4 separate regions of the Homo sapiens genome follow, and all the other regions are linked to region 4. Evidence: chromatin contacts called from ENCODE Hi-C or POLR2A ChIA-PET data. All regions are on one chromosome and are shown on one strand. Each heading gives the region's core, a stretch centred on a gene start or an enhancer-like site at or near the end of the contact. The rest is flanking DNA. Distances are from core to core; before and after follow the strand shown.

Region 1 (4,941 bases), core at 377-2,876, 1.0 Mb before region 4:
GTACTTTTTTTGTGTGTAGTAGCATGCCCTTTATATTGATAAAAAGATGTAGAAAACCCGAGTAAACGATTTTCTTTAAACACTGTTTAGAATTAGGAAATTGGCAGTTTTGAAATAATAAGTGTATTTTAAACTCGCAAAGGCCAAGATATTTCTGTAATATTTTATACACTTCTTAGAACTGCATCACAAATGAATTTCAAAAATTCTGTTCCTGAGACTGTGGTAACTACAAAGCATGAAAAAAAAATCTATACATAGTGCTATAGCTTCTGCTAATTTTCTTTTTGGGACTTAAAAAAATCTATCCTCTTCAAGTGTTAGATAAAACGAGCTAGTGCACATTAAAATAATAAAAAGGAACCAATCACATTCGTCTTTCATGTTTCTGTATCTTTTTATCATCAGAAACAGCTGACCCTTGGCTAACATTACATGATTTGGAGAAATAATTGGAAGTCTACCACAGGGAGACTAAATGTAAAACTCCAATCAGATAAATTACAACACGGATGTGGTAAGTGATAGAACACACACCTAAATCTAATTTAACTTCCAAGAATTTTAAGTAGTATTTCCCAATTAAAATGTCTTTAAGGGAAAAATGCAAATATGAGGCCTTTGTTAGCAAGATTCCAGAACAGGAAAAGCGGAACTCAAAGCCTCTCTAGTTAAGCGACCTGCGTTCCGACTTACCTCTGAGTGATGGGCCTACTGCAGAGCCCGCCTCCCACCACAGTGCTGGCCCAGAATTTTTTATACGAACTAGTTCGTAACTAAACGTTGGAAGCATCACCATATTGCCAGTGAGAAGTAAGATTTAAAAATAAAACGATGCTGTCCCTTTTCGCCCTTCCTTAGGACGTCTCCTCCTGCACTAAGGGTTCAGGTGAAGGGTGGAAACTGGCCAAGAAGAGGAAGAACGTGAAGGAGTAGGGGGCAAGGAGGAAAGGGCTCCCTTTACAGACTTTGGTGCCATTTTTACTTTCTGCTTGCTAATCTGAAACGTTGTGCGATTACAATGACGGCCCCTCTCCCCCTCGGGTACTAATTACCCCCGGGCCTTTTCCGGTGCACATCCCGGTGCTATATTCTGGTGCCTGTGTTGCCCCCACGCCCCCATTAAATTAGTAAAGGAAAACCACCCCTTTTCTGCCCCTAAAGTAATCTATAAACGAAGGAATACAGATGAGGATTTAAATCCCAATCCTAATTCCAAGGGAGGCTGGAAGCCCCCTCAGCCGCGCCCTGGCTTGGCTTTTTCATCTCGAGCGGTTGTGACGCCAGGGGCAGGTCTTCCACGTGTCTTCACAGAGGTGCCCGGAGGGAGGGCGTGAGGGATTACCCAAGGGAGGGGCGAGTATCGCAAAATAGGCCAAGTCGCTGCCCTCTACTCAACTCGCAGGGCGGGAGGATGGAGACAGAGGGATGCGGCGGGAGGGCGGGACAGCCCAGTCGCCGCCAAGGAGGCGAAGCGGGGTCGGGGTAGCTCACCCGCCCCCCGCAGTCCCCGCCCCCCGCAGTCCCCGCCCCGCGCGGCGCCGCGCACGCCTGAAGTCATTGCCCGAGGCCCCGCCCCCTCGCGGCCCCAGCCCCGGCTCTGGCTCTGCCGGCGGAGGGGGCGGAGAGAACCCGCAGCTGCAACTTCGCCTGGAGCCTTTGAGCCTGGGCTCAGCCGGGGATCTAGCAGCCGTCACCGCCGAGTCGCCGCTTCCCCGGCGCGGGCCTCAGCCCAGCCGGCTTGGCCATGGCAGGCGCCGGCAGTGCGGCGAATCTGGCCCCTGCGCTCCCCGCCCGTAGCTGAGCAGCCGTTAACCAGCCATCCCGCCTTTCCTCCTGCCCGTGTCGCCGAGGCCCACGCTCCGCGCAAGTTTCCGCCGCCGAAGAAGCAGGAGGACGGACGTGAGGAGTCGGGCGTCCCTGGCCCACCCGGCCCTCTCGCCCGCGATGTGGGGGCGCTTCCTGGCTCCGGAGGCCAGCGGCCGGGATAGCCCCGGCGGAGCCCGCAGCTTCCCTGCCGGTAAGGAACGGGACAGCGCCCCGGCTGGGGTGGGGGTCACGGCCGACCGCGGCGCCTCGGGACCTCGCCGCCGCTCCCCTCCCGCCTCAGGCCTGTCTTACCCCGGCCGCCTCCCCGACGCCGCCGCGTGCCCAGTGTCCTCCCCGCTGTCAGCACCCGGGCTGACATATGGCTTGCCGCGTCCCAGGCGCATCAGCCCCGCATCCCGTCGTCCCCGCCGCTCCTCCTTGGGCTGCAGCCCCAGCGCCCCCAACTTCCAGCTCGCTTGGGCCCCCGCGGGTTGGGCTTTATTGTCTGCCCGGTTTTTTCCTTTTACTCGTGGGGTGTGTGACCTGCGTGATAACGGGGCTTGCCCGTTTGCTCGCGGGGACCCGGGCGGGAAGGTCGCTGCGACAGTGCTGCGGCGGCGGCCCGGGCGCGTCTCGGAGGGGCCGCAGTTCCGCGCCCTCCCGACTTCTGGTAGGCGCAGGCTGGGGTTGGCTGTGCCCACGCCCGCAGCCGCTACTTTTAGGGCGCGTTTTCGGGAGGGAGGATGCTGCCAGAGATGCGGCCGCTCTCAGCCACCCCCAAGGGAACTTCAGCCCCTCGGAGGAACCTGGTCGCCGCCCCGCAGCCCCTGCGGCGTAAGAGGAGGGCGCGTCCTGCAGTAGCCAATGGACCATTGAGCAACCGGGTTACGAATCCGTTTGGCTTTCCGTGGCCCCTTCAAGGAAAATTAGGGGTTTGCTGCATTCCGTATCTGAAGGGGTCTGTTTGTATCGGACAGCCATTTCATGCTTGCGTCGCTCAGAAGTTGTGTAGGAGCCACAAAATTAGGATAAATCCTCCCCTAACTTGGGATAAAAAATAAGTCTTGGGTTGCCTGTGATATGTTCTCTAAAGATGATGGTCTTTCCAGGCACTTTTAATCTTGAGTTTTGAGGCCTTTTGAGAAACTGAGTTATATGGACATTCTGCGCAGAAAAAACAATGCCATATATACATACGCAAAATTTTCCCTACAATTTTAGCTGTTTCTGGGACTCCTGTTAAGTAACCTTGCTCCACAAAGTGTTTGAGCTCGACTTGTGTAACTTAGAGATATTTTTGCATACATTTCCAAAGCTGTTATTTACAAAACAAAAAAGCAGAAGCAGCATTTGGAAAGGGGTCTTTTGATGGTAATATTTTCTGCTATTTAAAAAAAATCAGGCACTGACCGAGTCACTAGTATCAGGCTATTGAAATTTCGAATAATGCAATTCTTTGATAGTTTAGATATTTGTGATGTGTGGTTTTTAAAAAGACATATGTACATTTTAAAAAGCCAGAGTTAGATTTGAATCATTCACTTAAGTTTGGTCCTGAAACACTTAATGTATGTTAATGAATGATTTGAATCATTCACTTAAGTTTGATCCTGAAATTTAATGTAGGCATGAATTTAGTAAAAAGCAGTATTAAGTAGGGATTTTTTTTTTCTAAATTGTATGTTATTTGTCCTAAGGAGACAGTTCAGAGGTTTCCCGAGTTTACAGATTATTCACAAATCCTGTCATCTAAGTAACTTCAGTGATTGAGAAGCTACTTCATTATCCCTAGGGGCTGGAGGGAGTGGTTTCAGTTTATCTGAAAATGTCAAAAGCCATCTGTAATGTCTTTGCAATCTAACCTATTAAAATTTATTCGTGATAATAGCAGCTTGTTTGGAGGTATATCACTGAGGCATGGTGTCTATTTTTCATTGTTTTCTAGGAAGAAGAGAACATTTTAGTATTTAAAGTTAGGTAACGAAGGACTTTGTTATGTTGCAGCCTCTAGAGAGACATTTGCTATGGCATAGAATAATAGTGGAAGAGGATACTTTGTAATTACTACCCTAATTGAAGAAATTTGGACAGTATAGCTGTACCAAAGTATGTATTTTATCTCAATTTGTCAGTAATAAACTATTGACAAGTCAGGACATGCCTTTGTAAAGTTTTTTTTCAGTTACATGCTGAAATAGTAATGTAATTATTTATTGTGTTTCTTCCCTTTTTGAGCAAATATAAATATTTAAAATTATCTTAGATAATTTTAAGTTTTAAAAAGTTCTACCTTAGATGAAAAACTTGTGTTGCTTCTTGTGCAAGTGAGCAGATGGTGAAGGTCAAGATAATGACCTCTGAGTTGATTCATGTAGGGACCTTTTTTCCTGATAATTGGAAGGAAATTTTTATTTTTGAAATATTGTTCAGTATATCTTTTGAATAATTTGAGCAATTATTCCAGCCCTAAAATTGGACTTGTCTGAAAACAAAGTGTGAAGGCAGGGATAAGTAAATAATTTCTGGTATTAAAATGAGTTTATCTTAATATGTGGATTAATTCAAGCTGTCCTGAAACTGGTTTATTTGTTTATACAAATATATAACTAGACTAAAGGAAAAGCCAAAGGTACTATAGAACCACTTTAGTTTTTTTTTTTTTTTTTTTGAGACAGTCTTTCTCTGTCGCCCAGGCTGGAGTGTAGTGGCGCGATCTCGGCTCACTGCAAGCTCCGCCTCCCAGGTTCACGCCATTCTCCTGCCTCAGCCTCCCGAGTAGCTGGGACTACAGGCTCCCGCCACCACACCCGGGTTATTTTTTTGTATTTTTAGTAGAGACGGGGTTTCACCGTGTTACCCAGGGTGGTCTCGATCTCCTGACCTCGTGATCCTCCTGCCTCGGCCTCCCAAAGTGCTGGGATTACAGGCGTGAGCCACCGCGCCCGGCTTATAGAACCACTTTCTAAAAATCAGAAGAAATTTTTTTTTAAAGAAATGGCAGTAAAAAATAGGAATAATAAGTGTAGTTTGAAAAATACTGAACTTTTAGCCTTCGCTTTAGGATTCAGTTTAATTTGGCTTTTCCCATTTTTCAGCTTTTTGGAGTAACTGTTATAAACCAAAAATAAAATG
Region 2 (4,742 bases), core at 355-2,854, 1.1 Mb before region 4:
GAAGTTTAATAAAAAGGAAGTAGTTTAGTAAGTGTTGGTGCTTCCTCACTGTAGAATTGAATGAGGAGCTAAAAAGAATGAGGTAAGGCCAGGTGCAGTGGCTCATGGCTATAATCCCAGCACTTTGGGAGGCCGAGGCGGGAGGATTGCTTGAGCCCAGGAGTTTCATTCCATCCTGGGCAACATGGCAAAATTTTATCTCTACAAAAAATACAAAAATTAGCTGGGCATGGTGGCACACACCTGTAGTCCCAGCTACTGGGGAGGCTGAGGTGGTGAGAGGATCATCTGAGCCTGGGAAGTTGAGGCTGCAATGAGCTGAGGCTCCAATGAGCTCAGTCTGGGTGACAGAGTAAGAGCCTGTCTCAAAAAAGAAAAAAAAAAAAAAAGCAGATGAGGAGGAATATGAGAAGGAAACCCAGGAGGACTGCTGGGACCAGCCTGGAGGGACCAGTACTTGGGGTCACAGAGTTGGAATGGCATCCATGGCAGAGTTGTGATCTCTCTCCAGGAGAGATAGCCTGGGCTCAGACAGGGAGATATGAAGATGAACTCATTGAAGTTTGGGGATTTGCCAGGCCAATGAGGGGCAAGGGAACTGAGATACTGAAGAGAATGGTTAAAGGGATGGCTCATGAGAGCTCCATGGGGTAGGGAAGCAGTGAAGTGAAGAGGACACTAATAGGGAAAGAATTCCAGGACTGGAATCACAAAGCGAGAGTCTTTTTGGGGTGTGGGAAGAGTAGCTAAGCGAGAAGTGGAAGAGGAGGGGATTGTGATTGGAGAGAAAAGTTCCCTATAAGACTAGACCACATTGATGAGGAGGACGGAAAGGAAAAAAGGAATTAGATGTTCAAAAATGTAAGAAAAGAAAATATGACATGGTGGCGTTTCCTGATATCTCAAGTTGAGAAAAGAAAGTTAAAAGAGAAGTGAATACTGGAAGACAGTGAAGGTTTTGTATAATTTAAAGTAAGTGGCACATAAAATAAAAATTCCAGGAGGTTCAAATGTATGTTTCATCAGTTGAGGTTACCCTAAGATAAAAGTTGAAATTATGTTAAAACTTTCTGAAACTCTCAGAAGACCTAACATCTCAAAGGGGCTAGATTCTAGAAAGAAAAAGCTTGCCAATTCCAGTTCTGGCTAGGCATTCTTAGAATACCTTAGAGTAGGTTTTAGTCTTACAGGGTTTCTGCTTTCAGAATATCAACAGGTCTTGACAAATAAAGCTTTTGAAATTTCCCTCTACTGAAATGCTCCATCTGCATTTCAGGATAGTGATGGAAATGCATCAGCTTCATTTCTGGCACTTTGATTGATGAACTTAGACTTCAATATGAAGAAAACCACTGTTCTTCTATCTAGAAAATGAAACTAAAAATAATCCCCTTGTCAGAGTGTCTGTGTTCTGTGGTTAAATTTAAGGCAACTTATTGAGTATTCATTACATGCTGGATACGAGCCCTTCCCTGACAGAGAGCACAGAGCACTACCAGAGGAGCTGGGACACACACCTACATAGACGGCCGTGATACTTCTTAAGAAGCAGCTCCCAAATCTACCCAATTAGCACAGTGCTCACTGTGGGCAAAAAGCTGAGAGCAACAATGTGGGGGCGGGCTTAGCAGGAAAGGCCTCCCAGGCATTGCATAAATGCAAGAGGTCAGAGAAAGAATTCACACCAGGCAAGGAAATTATTTATGGTATTGCAAGGGTGAAAAGATTTTTTTTCAAATCTCCTGGTATCTCTGTTACTCTGCCCTAGTGTTTGGACATATGGAGTTACCATTCCCATTAAATTATTAAAATGTGCCAGAAGACTTGGAATCCCTCAAGAGCATATTGTGAGAAGGGCTCACACACCTCCAATTATGCCTTTGGCACAAGTGCCATGTCAGATTGATGTCTGGAAAAGGATTGAGATTTGGAAAACCACATAATGATTTCTTGTATTGTTTTATCCTTCATTTTGTGCAAATCACACTTACCATGCCATTAGTAGCTTCCTCACAACTCAACAATGTTAAGAGGGACTTGCTAGCTAACTTGATCCCTAATGGAAACCTTTTACTAGGGAGGGCTGGATTTGGTTCCGGGGTCAAGGCAAACACCCTTCAATGAGCCCATGCCATGCCTTGTAACTATATTTTAAACATTTTCATTGTTCCTTCTGCAGAAATTATATCTCTTCCTCCCTTCTGCAAATTGTCCAAGCCCAAAAAGATATTTTGTGCTTATTTAGTGTTATCTCACAGTCTGGGGCAAATTATCAATAAAACAAGAAGCCAAAATCTAATAAGAAAAGGCAGGATATGAGAGGGTATGCATCTCTGCTGCATGAAGAGAAGACAGCAGCACCTCTCGTTTTCTTTTAGAGACTGTTCGGCCCCATGAGTTTATTAAAACAGAAGAAATAAGTTGAAAATGGAAAAGGGTGTGTGTGGGTGATGTGGTTACTTAGCAACAGGGAAGCTTCCGGCTGATGTTCTGAATTGAACAAAGAAAAACAGGACAGCAGGGAATAAAGGAATGGGGAAAAAATGAAAGGGAGTAAAACAGATGTGGTTGGGAGAGAGGGCTAAGAAGGGGTGAAAAATAAAAGTCAGGGAAAAAGCATGAACAGAAATGTGGTAAATACTTAGAAACAGGAAGCCTGTGAATTTTTAAAAATGGAAAAAAAAGCCACTGAAAGAAAGGTGAAAATAGCCAGAAGGGTAAGAAAACATCTGCAGTGGAAGCTGCTAGGCAAATGGAGGAATAAAATGCCCCAGCGCCATGAACTCTTAGCTTAAAACTAGGCTCTTTTGGCCAGGCGTGGTGGCTCAAGCCTGTAATCCCAGCACTGTGGGAGGCCGAGGCAGGAGGATCACTTGAAGTCAGGAGTTTGAGACCAGCCTGGCCAACGTGGTGAAACCCTGTCTCTACTAAAAATACAAAAATTAGCCGGGCATGGTGGCGGGTGCCTGCAATCCCAGCTACTCGGAAGGCTGAGGCAGGACAATCACTTGAAAACCCAGGAGGCGGAGGATGCAGTGAGCAGAGATCAAGCCACTGCACTCCAACCTGGGCGACAGTGCAAGACTTTGTCTCAAAACAAAAAAGCAAAACAAAACAGAACACTAGGCTGTTTTGTGGTGTGTGAGGTCACACCAGGGTGCACCTGAGGCAAGGGGCCCAGAACAAACCCCAGGCCACCAGTCTGTTGAGTCCACTCAGAAAATGAGCCAGTGGGCAGGGTAGCTCCAGGGATATTTTTATAACATTTTATTATAGGCATGAACCCTTAGAATGACCCTAAAATAACATGCCCCCAAAGGGAAATTCCAAAAGAATTGGATGTTAGTCAAGAAAACTTCTAATTTCATCTTTGATTCCTCCAAAGAGTTTGGTATAATGTCATAGCCCAGAGTAGGTCAATAATTACAGATAGGTATGCCTTTTCCCAGTGACTTTGTCATGCCAGTTACATGATATCTGGTAGGCATGTGTGTGCTTATTTATATTACATGGCAGGTATAGTTTGCTTCTATATTTGTCTCTTAAAAGGGCTACCATGTTTCCTAGCCCATCCTCTATATTTTTTGATCATTCACATATGCGTATAAAAAATTTTTGAGCATTTGCTCAACAGAGATACATTTTTATTCATGAATTATATACATGTATTATCTAATAATACATGGGTCATTAGAATATGATGTACATATTAATAATGAGATACAGATAACATTAAATATATTTTTAAAATTTTAATTGGTTAAGGATTTTATTTTATTAATGGAGCTTTCACCTCCCCAACTTCACTTTCATTTCCCCACACAACCCTCACCCAAAAGTACCTACCAGATATAATACAAGAGCATATGGTAGGGGCTCATAAAGCGTTTGCAGTAAACAGGAGAGGAATAGCATTTTCCCAGTCCCTGCTCTGAGCCATCGCATTATATTTTACAGGGATGCGTGAAGTTACATACTTATATTTCACTCCCATAGAGATTATATGCTATTTTTGTTTTTCTGCATATAAAATAGGACTGAGTTTTTAAGTTATTCCTCTTTGAAAAAGTTATCTGGTGGGGCACGGTGGCCTATGCCTGTAGTTCCAGCACTTTGGGAGGCTGGGTGGGAGGCTCACTTGAGGCTAAGAGTTCAAAAAGCTTTTATCTATAATGTTTGATTTCTAATTAAGTATGGTTGAATAACAACACACTTCAAATCCCAGTAAAATGATAGAACATGAATCCTTATGAAAGGGTTGGTATATCAGTTATTTATTACTGCATAAAGACTACCTCAAAACTTAGTGGCTTAAAATAACGATTTATTTGCTCAAAAAAGACAAAAAGAAAGAAAAAATAAGCAAACAAACAAATAAATAAAATAAAGAAAGAACTACAGAAATAGTAATCCCCCCCACCAAAAGACTGATTTATTTGTTTTGCTAGGTTCTCTTGAGGTCTTATTCAGAAGTCACAAATCGTCACTTCTGCAGCATTCTATTGGTCAAAGCAAGTTATAAGGACAGCTTGAATTTAAGGGGTGGTAAAATGAACTCTAGCTCTTTTTTTTTTTTTTTTTTTTGAGACAGAGTCTCTCTTTGTCGCCCAGGCTGGAGTGCAATGGAGCCATCTCGGCTCACTGCAAGCTCCGCCTCCCAGGTTCATGCCATTCTCCTGCCTCAGCCTCCCGAGTAGCTGGGACTACAGGCGCCCGCCACCAAGCCCGGCTTATTTTTTGTA
Region 3 (4,829 bases), core at 485-2,984, 1.3 Mb after region 4:
ATGGAAAAGTAACTTTCATTCAGTATTCCCTGCTTCTCTTCATCTTGACTCAGGTTATAATGGAAAAGTTACTCTTTCAACAGTGCAAAGGTTCTTTGGAAAAGAAACAGAGCAGTGTCAATAATTCAAAGTCACAAAGTCAATTATAGCACGCTGTTTATGTGTTTACAAAGACGATACCTCAATAGATTGATTTCACCCCACAAATAAAAAAAGAGCGTTTATTAAGACAAAGAGGAAAGAGGGAGAGAAAAATAATTGCTCTCTGCTGTGTGAATCTTGTTTGCATATTTCTTATGGGATAACTGATTAGCTGGCAGGCAGTAAAGAGGTCATTCTGGACACATTGTCCTTGGGTAGGCTGACTAGGCATACAAAAAATCCTGCAAGGCAGGCTGTTTCTCCGTATTGTCTGCCAGTGACCTTTCATCAGTACTTTATCTTAGTTGAACCAGAACTACACTCCTTCCCTCGCTAGAAGTCTCAGTATATATGATGTATTCCTCTAAGAGGAATCCTTTTTCTCTAAATCTGTACTTCTGAGCCTGTATTTGAAAGTGATCATAATCTGGGGGGCTTAAAATGGAGTTTCTTTTACAAAGAGTTATAATCATAACCGTTTATTTGAATATAAATTTGACATTAAACATAAATATGCAAAATTTAAATTTCCCTTTGGTCTTGCATTTTTCTAAGGATTAACACCATTATTCTCACACTCCAACAAACTAATATATTGTACTGATAATCACTATCAAATGAATTGTAAGAGCTAACTGACTCGAATAGACAATAACTAACCTTACTTTTAAAGTATTTTAAGAGACAGTAGCATAGATGCCTGCACATAGCTGATTATTGCTCCTGTGCTGCAGTGAATTACCACATGAACACATTTTGAAAAGATTTGTTAGCTTCATGTCCACAGGCATTATGAAGCAGGAACCACTTTTAGATTAAGATTGTAACCTGAGGAAAAGAACATATGCATCAGTTTAGAAATTAAAATCCCCTGAGATATTTCTTTCAGTAATGCTTAAAAGCCTAAATTTGTGCTCGTGTGCCAGTCACCTCTACGTAAGGAAAAACATTTTGCTACTCTTTGTTAAAAGTGAAGAGGAAATATTGTCCACTTGTTTTGTAGATGTTGGCCAAATTATATAAACTTTAAAATCTGTAAGACAAATTGAAATATTCCTTTATTATGTCTTGTTAGGATGAGAGAAGTTTGCCTTTCAGCTGCTCCTTAATTTTAAAAATAACAACACAGCAACACTTCTCTTTAAAATCAAACTCTGCTCATTTAAATTCTTTGGTAATAGCCATGAATCCACACCTTAAAAGAAGGAAGGCCTGTGAGTTCGTGAATCCACTTTCCTACTCAGGAGAAGCCCTATGAACTGACTTGAATAGACAGTAACTCACCTTAAAGTAAATATTTTCAGAAACAATAGGTTAGGTGCCTTAGAAATTCATTCAGAGGCTTAGAAATCCACATTAACACAGTTCTTACATGCTTGAGTCTGGTCTACATCCATTTACGTAAGTAAAACTCCCCTTCCAGACTGACGAAATTCTTTTTGTGACAAGAAGACAAAGGAATACGATGGATTGATAAGCGTAGTCAACCGCGCAGAGAGTTCTCGCGCGATGTTACGACGCTACCGCCCTGACATCACCAGTTGCCATGGTAGCACCGCCGAGAGTAAAGGAGGGGTGGTGCTAGACGTTTCGGGCAGAGCTCGGCCGCTGCGGAGGACAAGGAACTCTCCCTCTCCCACTAGTCTGACTTCTTCCAAAATGAGCGGCCTGGATGGGGGCAACAAGCTCCCTCTCGCCCAAACCGGCGGCCTGGCTGCTCCCGACCATGCCTCAGGAGATCCGGACCGAGACCAGTGCCAAGGGCTCCGTGAAGAAACCGAGGCGACACAGGTGATGGCGAACACAGGTGGGGGCAGCCTGGAGACCGTTGCGGAGGGGGGTGCATCCCAGGATCCTGTCGACTGTGGCCCCGCGCTCCGCGTCCCAGTTGCCGGGAGTCGCGGCGGTGCAGCGACCAAAGCCGGGCAGGAGGATGCTCCACCTTCTACGAAAGGTCTGGAAGCAGCCTCTGCCGCCGAGGCTGCTGACAGCAGCCAGAAAAATGGCTGTCAGCTTGGAGAGCCCCGTGGCCCTGCTGGGCAGAAGGCTCTAGAAGCCTGTGGCGCAGGGGGCTTGGGGTCTCAGATGATACCGGGGAAGAAGGCCAAGGAAGTGACGACTAAAAAACGCGCCATCTCGGCAGCAGTGGAAAAGGAGGGAGAAGCAGGGGCGGCGATGGAGGAAAAGAAGGTAGTGCAGAAGGAAAAAAAGGTGGCAGGAGGGGTGAAAGAGGAGACACGGCCCAGGGCCCCGAAGATCAATAACTGCATGGACTCACTGGAGGCCATCGATCAAGAGTTGTCAAACGTAAATGCCCAGGCTGACAGGGCCTTCCTTCAGCTTGAGCGCAAGTTTGGCCGCATGCGAAGGCTCCACATGCAGCGCAGAAGTTTCATTATCCAGAATATCCCAGGTTTCTGGGTTACTGCCTTTCGAAACCACCCCCAGCTGTCACCTATGATCAGTGGCCAAGATGAAGACATGCTGAGGTACATGATCAATTTGGAGGTGGAGGAGCTTAAACACCCCAGAGCAGGCTGCAAATTCAAGTTCATCTTTCAGGGCAACCCCTACTTCCGAAATGAGGGGCTTGTCAAGGAATATGAACGCAGATCCTCTGGCCGGGTGGTGTCTCTTTCCACTCCAATCCGCTGGCACCGAGGCCAAGACCCCCAGGCTCATATCCACAGAAACCGGGAAGGGAACACTATCCCTAGTTTCTTCAACTGGTTTTCAGACCACAGCCTTCTAGAATTCGACAGAATTGCAGAGATTATCAAAGGAGAACTGTGGCCCAATCCCCTACAATACTACCTGATGGGTGAAGGGCCCCGTAGAGGAATTCGAGGCCCACCAAGGCAGCCAGTGGAGAGCGCCAGATCCTTCAGGTTCCAGTCTGGCTAATCTCTGTCCTGTGAGAAGCTTCTGCACAAGTTTCCTTACCACCTCCTCTTGGACCTATGCTTGGCCAACAGCATGCAGTCTTCCATCTGCTTTCTCTTCATACTGTGGATTATCTTTTCCTTTGGTTCTAAATCTTCAGTAATCGGTTGCAAGATTGTTGGCTTACCTGCCTGTGCCATTCTTCCTCTGGGCCTTCATGCTTTTCTGCATTGTGTTAACATGTTTCAAGTGCATGGCCTTCTACGGCTTCTATGCCAAGCGTATGATACTATAGATATAGTGTACCATACTGCCTTTCTTTGCATGGCTTGGACCCTATCTGTGACCATGCTCTTCTCCCAATTTAAGTGGTTCTGTACCACAAAGAATCTTGATACATTTTCACAAATAACTGATTGGGCTTCATACTTTATGCTGGCTGTGTCCTGATACCCATGTACTTATGGTAAGCTATTTGGGTATTACCACTGCAAGACAAAACTGATATCTTAACCCGGCCATCAACCCAAATTGGACATTCCAGACTACCACCAACTGGATCCCAGCTGCCTTCCTGGGCTTGTGCCATCCACCCTACTGGTTATCTGATAGAACAAGCTGGTGGCTGATGGGTGACTGCTAGGCGTGACTGAGGTAATAGATGAAAAGTGTTCTATGTTATCACATTGGTTTTCCTGTACCTTTGGTTACTCTACGTCATGACCAGCTGCTGGTGAGTATGAAGCCTGTGCTATAGCCCACCCCTACTCACTCTCACCTTCTGGTTGAACTTTGCTTAGGCCACCATTGTCTGCCTCATCAGGAACTATCTGTAGACGTAGCTCCCAGGGAGCTCACAGCAACACCCCCTACCACCAGGATGGGCAGTAATATGTGACAGAGCCCAAAGCAAGGCTGGAACGCAGTCCCTTCCAGCTTAGTCTTTCTGACTCCTAGCCAACAAACCATCCTTAATGTGAGCAACTTCTTTAGGCATTTCCTCTTTTCCCCGCCTGCACCCACTCTGAACATGACAAAAGTTGCCAGAGTTGGGGCATTGAGGAAGAGATATTTCTGGAATGTGAGACTTGTTATGCCTCTGTCTCTTTCTCTCCCTCCTCCTCCCCTCTCCCTCCCCCTCTCCCTCCCATCCCTTTTCTTCCCTTTCACTCTGAAGCAGTTTTAGCTTATTAACAGAAAACAAAACTGGCAAAGCAGGCTTTTTGTTTAATTTGCTCTTTCCCTGATTGTGTTCAGAGAGAAAGGTTATGATTAAATGGGCTCCAGATCTCTTATTGCCCTTATTCCTCCACCCCACTTCTTTTAGCAAGGTCTGAAAGTTTCAAAGGGAGACCTATAGGTTAATTGTTTAGTTATAGGCAGTGTTAAATTAGGCAGATTTTGACATATTTATCTTTTTACCCCATCCATTCTACCAAAACCTGTGTATTTCTTGAGTTTTTAGTTTGAGAAGCTGGAAAGAGAGAGAAGGGCCTCACAGTGATGGGTTCAGGACGGGTCAAAGGCAAAGGCCTTTGTGATGTGAGCAAAGGCAACCAAAACTTAGCCTCACTCCACTTTTCTAAAGATGGAAATTCTTTTTTGGGCCTTGGACTGCTTCTAGGGTAGCATTTTGTAGGTCACTCTTCTCCTTTGTACTATTTTGTTTCTGCCCTGATGTCCCTTGGGTCTCCATCCTACTGCCTGGCTTTCTTGGCCCTCATTTCTCAGCTTCTGCATTTCCTTCCCTGCTCCTAACAAATGAAGAAGCAGGCTGCAGCCTGCATTGTGGAAGATCTCCAGCC
Region 4 (4,498 bases), core at 591-3,090:
ATTATGTGTAGATAAAGTGGCTGGGAGCTTGATAGCTGTAGCAATGTTTTTGCAAATATTGTAGATGAAAATAAAGCTAATTTTGGAAGGGAATGGGGAAAGATGTAAATTTTAGTTTTACATTATTTATTGTGTACTAAAACCTGTATGAAGGTCCCTACTTAAGTCTAAGGTCAGGATCTCATGATCCATTTTGATTAGCTAAGTTTGCTCAAGCCAAAGGACTTTATTGCTTCATGCTAACCAGTCTGCCATGCAGTACAAAGACTGCAATAATAAAATTGTGATTTCTTGCTCCTCAGTTGCCTTGCATCAGCGAAGGGCACACAATGCAGGCTTTGGGTTGTGATTAACCGTAAGGGTCTGCCCCAAGAACAGATAACAGCAGACTGCACTCAGCTAAATATGCTTCTAGGTAATGCAGGAGTTTCCACCAGCCTACTCTAATCACACAGGTTTCTCTTTCCCTTTCTAGGACTGTCTACCCTTGAACTGGAAGTAGGCAGAATGTAAAGAGAGGAGTTGCTGGATACTTTTAAAGGCACTGAAAAATTCAAGTTAAAGTTATAGTTGAGGGGTAGTAGCCTCACTAGCCTATCTTGAGTAAGGGTCATGTCTCATTCATTTTTGTGTCTTCAATGTCGCAACAGAGCTCTGCATTCAATATATTTGTAAATATATGAATTCACAATTTTGATTTTCTGAAATGTCACGTGTGAGGACACTACCAGTTTTCAAATAAATACACCTTTTAAAGTACAGTTATGTGCCAAATAACAAGGCTTCAGCAATGAATGGATCGCATAAACTATGGTGATCCTATAAGAGTATATGACTGTACCTTTTCTATGTTTAGATATGTTTAAGTACACAAATAGTTACCACTGTGTTATAATCGCCTACCGTATCCAGAATGGCAACATGCTGTACAGGTTTACAGCCTAAGAGCAATAGGCTACATCATATAGCCTGGGTGTGTAGTAGGCTATACTATCTAGGTTTGTGTTTAAATACACTCTAGGATGTTCCCTAAGGGATGATTAACCTAAGGACACATTCCTAAGAACATATCCCCATCTTAAGTGAAGCACTACTGTAGTTGCTTTTGAAATGTGTGACCTATGGTGTATTAAGAGGAATACCGTGTGCCAAGAAGTGACGCTAAGCGTTTTACCTTACAACTGAGTTAAGTAAAATTTGGAAACTTGGTTTCGAGGTTAATACATGAAAGGCGACACAGGTAGTATGTGACAGAGGGTAAGAATTGAATCCAGGTCTACCTGACTCTTAATCACAAGACAAAAAGTCTTCTATTAATTCCGCAAAATCTGGTCAGCCGCTTCAATGCGCAGCTTTAGGCAGTCCACACCTGGAATTTGGGGTCTGGTTTACCAAGAACAGCCAGTGTGTACACCCACTCCATCCTATCCAGGAACTGGAATCGAGAAGGTAAAAACGTGGCTATTGCGCATGCTCACACCGCCCTTCCTTGCTCTCCCCTCCCTGACCCTAGATGCCACCGCAGCAACTTTCTGGGAGGATTTTGGAACGGCTCCCGCCAACTGTTAAGTCAAACCGGCGGAAATCCTTCCTTTCTGCGACGTGGACACCTTTCTCATCCTCGGGCCTTTCCAACCAGGGTGCAGAAACCACGCGCCTCCGTTTCTCAGGGATTCAAGCCGTAGTTTGCCAGTTGTTAATATGGCCGCTGACAGGCCGCTCCCAAGCTGAGGCCTTTCATAGGCCAAGATCGCATCCTGTCCCCGCCTATTTTGTCCCTCGTGGCTGCGTCCGCCCAGCTCTTCGCTACGCATGCGCAGCGGGGGCAGGCTGGGAGGTGGGACTGACTGAGTCTTCCGTGTGTCGCCGCCGTTGCCGCCTCAGCTTCAGCCTCGTTACTCCTGCGGTTCTGTGACTGTGCTGCTGGCGTTAACGGCGCGAGGTGAAGGGAGGTGACGGAGTGTGCCCGCGCGCGCGGGGGTCCCCTCAGTCCCAGCAGTTCCCTTCGTGCGCGGGGGGCGGCGAGGGTCTTCAGCAGTCGGGAGAGGCCCTTGACGGCGCCATGTCGGCGGGCGGTCCATGCCCAGCAGCAGCCGGAGGGGGCCCAGGGGGCGCCTCCTGCTCCGTGGGGGCCCCTGGCGGGGTATCCATGTTCCGGTGGCTGGAGGTGCTGGAGAAGGAGTTCGACAAAGCTTTTGTGGATGTGGATCTGCTCCTGGGAGAGATCGATCCAGACCAAGCGGACATCACTTATGAGGGGCGACAGAAGATGACCAGCCTGAGCTCCTGCTTTGCACAGCTTTGCCACAAAGCCCAGTCTGTGTCTCAAATCAACCACAAGCTGGAGGTGAGCCGTGGGTGCTGGCGGCTATGGCATCCAACCCCAGGCTGCCCGGTGGCGTCAGATGCCATTTAACGCTCCAGTGAAACGACCCTAGAAAACTGCCCACCGGGGCTTCAAATGTGATGGGAGAGTGCATGTCTGAGGAGTGAGGTGAGGGTGGGGGACAAAAAGGGCCCTAGACCGACGTGTGAGTTCCCGGGGTACTGTCGTCCACCTTCCTAGTATCTCTCTGAGGAGGAAACTAATTACATACACCAGCCTCCATTGCACATGTTACATTAACAAACCTAACAAAGATTCTCTGTCATGAAAATACCGTAGGCCACCTTTTGACAACTGAGTTTTGCAGATCTGCTTTCACATTGATAAACCGAATTTGTATATGTTAAGACAGATACAGCACTGATTATTTTCATTTTAATTATTCCAGGTCAGCGCCTATGATTGCATACAGAGACATGCATAAACTATTTAGGGGAATCTGATCAAAGCTCTTAGGAAAATTTCGTGGTGCATAACGATAGTATCACTGTCTCGGTTTACATCCATAGTTGGTTGTTAAATTACAGGCAGATACCTCCAGAGAGCTCCCTGCAATTATTGAAATTACTTCTGACCTTGAGTTTTTATATGCTTGTACATTACTGTGTAATTTTCCAAAGTCTGGATTTATTTTTGAGAGAGTGTAAAGAATCATTTGCTTTAATCTCTGATCCTGGGTGTGGGTGAGGGTGGAGTGGCTGTGGTTCAAAAAAACAAAAATATCATATTGTGCAGAAAATTTAAAAAGGACATTATTAAAATATTTAGAAATCAAGATAGATTAACATTATTGCATAAAGAGTACTTTCTAACTAGGCAATTTAAGAGAATGGGTCTTTCTTTTCAAAAAGTGTAATAGATAAAAATGGGATAATCAGTGATGTGCAAAACTCTGAACATGCTTTCCTAAGAAATCATCATTACTCGTTGTCATTGACAGTGCCCATTATATCTATATCAATATGAATGTCAGTTAAACATCCTCTCCTTGCCTAGTGGTCAGCATTCTTTCTCTCCTATTAGCCATGAAATATGTGGCATAATTAATCTTTGATTAACATAGATTTACATATCCAAGAATTGTGGCTCTTCTCCACTGCGAGAACTGTTAATTTCTTCTATCCTTTTTGAAAAGATTAGAAAGTGCTAATATGAAGGTAATCACTTCTTACTGTAGGTAAATGAAAACATCTCTTGATTTCTTTATTGGTAGTAATTTCCACAAGAAAGCTATTTTTCTCAGATAGTGAAATTGCATTTAATGTTTTCTAGAAATAGTACTTTAACTTTATTTCATCTTATTTTATCTTATTATATTTTTTTCAAAAAAGAGATGGAGTGCTTTGTTGCCCAGTTTGGTCTTGAATTCCTGGCCTCAGGTGATCCTCCTGCCTTGGCCTCCCAAAGTGCTTTGATTACAGACATGAGCTACTGTGCCTGGCCATTAGTTCTCTAGCTTTAAACAACAAAGATCAAGAGTAGCCTTTACCACATGGTATAATTCGAATGTGTCCCCCAAATTTCGTGTATGGGAAACTTAATCCTCAATGTGACAGTATTGAATCTCCAATGTGGGGCCTTTAAGAGGAGACTGGATCATGAGTACTCTGTTCTTATGAATGGATTAATCCACTTATAGATTGATTTGTTATTGGATAAATGGATGAATGAGTTATCATAGGAGTGTAGAACTGGTGGTTTATAAGAAGAGGAAGAAAGACCTGAGTAAGCATGTTAGCATGCTCAGCCTCCTTGCCATGTGACACCCTATGCTGCCTCCATACTCTGCACAGATCCCCTGCCAGCAAGAAGGCTCTCGACTTCTCGAGATCTGGCCCCTCGACCTTGGACTTCTCTGTCTCCATAACTGTAAGAAATACATTCCTTTTCTTTATAAATTACCTAGTTTCTGGTATTCTGTTATAAGAAACAGAAAGTGGACTAAAACATCACACGAGAAATTTCATATCATTTACAACTGCAGTATCAACTGGGCATTAACAACTTTTTAAAAATGAAACAATATTTTATTTATTTTTAAAATGACCTAAGGAAACTTTAAACAGGGATTTGATGTCAGATATAAAAATTGAAATTGGGAGGAAGGATAAT

The links. Hi-C counts contacts between places; a loop is a spot of excess contacts on that map. ChIA-PET counts read pairs that join two places held with the same protein, here RNA polymerase II (POLR2A). Pooled maps may share reads with other maps.
Region 1: a loop to region 4 is called in a map of B cell, with 27 times the contacts of the local background. The contact joins the promoter of CEP85L here to the promoter of GOPC in region 4. A Hi-C loop is called at or near these places in 3 of 168 maps with a recorded cell type or tissue (B cell and naive thymus-derived CD4-positive, alpha-beta T cell), 3 of 37 single-sample maps with no recorded cell type and 17 of 50 pooled maps. POLR2A ChIA-PET finds 5 or more read pairs at or near these places in 2 of 52 experiments (H1 and activated T-cell).
Region 2: a loop to region 4 is called in a map of naive thymus-derived CD4-positive, alpha-beta T cell, with 6 times the contacts of the local background. The contact joins the enhancer-like site here to the promoter of GOPC in region 4. A Hi-C loop is called at or near these places in 2 of 168 maps with a recorded cell type or tissue (both naive thymus-derived CD4-positive, alpha-beta T cell), 3 of 37 single-sample maps with no recorded cell type and 12 of 50 pooled maps. POLR2A ChIA-PET finds 5 or more read pairs at or near these places in 2 of 52 experiments (HEK293T and activated B cell).
Region 3: a map of CD4-positive, alpha-beta T cell shows a loop between it and region 4 (11-fold over the local background). The contact joins the promoter of TSPYL4 here to the promoter of GOPC in region 4. A Hi-C loop is called at or near these places in 2 of 168 maps with a recorded cell type or tissue (CD4-positive, alpha-beta T cell and naive thymus-derived CD4-positive, alpha-beta T cell) and 13 of 50 pooled maps.

Annotation. Positions count from the first base shown.
Region 1 is chr6:118,648,276-118,653,216 of GRCh38, reverse strand. It overlaps CEP85L (centrosomal protein 85L), which reads left to right and starts at 1,626. Exons shown (of 13, transcript NM_001042475.3): 1 at 1,626-2,020. The coding sequence starts at 1,948. RefSeq lists silencers at 1,273-1,732, 1,933-2,242.
Region 2 is chr6:118,702,838-118,707,579 of GRCh38, reverse strand. It overlaps a transcript of CEP85L not described here. Among named protein-coding and RNA genes, the nearest start is that of CEP85L, 54 kb to the right of the region's middle. RefSeq lists a silencer at 1,400-1,694. Within about 2 kb of position 1,604, at least 9 of the 41 ENCODE cell types and tissues checked have a DNase peak (open chromatin) inside an H3K27ac peak, as active enhancers do.
Region 3 is chr6:116,250,980-116,255,808 of GRCh38, reverse strand. TSPYL4 (TSPY like 4) reads left to right here and starts at 1,734. Exons shown (of 1, transcript NM_021648.5): 1 at 1,734-4,829. The coding sequence starts at 1,801. The coding sequence ends at 3,045. It also overlaps a transcript of DSE not described here. RefSeq lists enhancers at 1,363-1,592, 2,003-2,162.
Region 4 is chr6:117,599,853-117,604,350 of GRCh38, reverse strand. GOPC (golgi associated PDZ and coiled-coil motif containing) reads left to right here and starts at 1,840. Exons shown (of 9, transcript NM_020399.4): 1 at 1,840-2,347. The coding sequence starts at 2,063. It also overlaps the pseudogene NEPNP. RefSeq lists enhancers at 1,449-1,738, 1,869-1,958.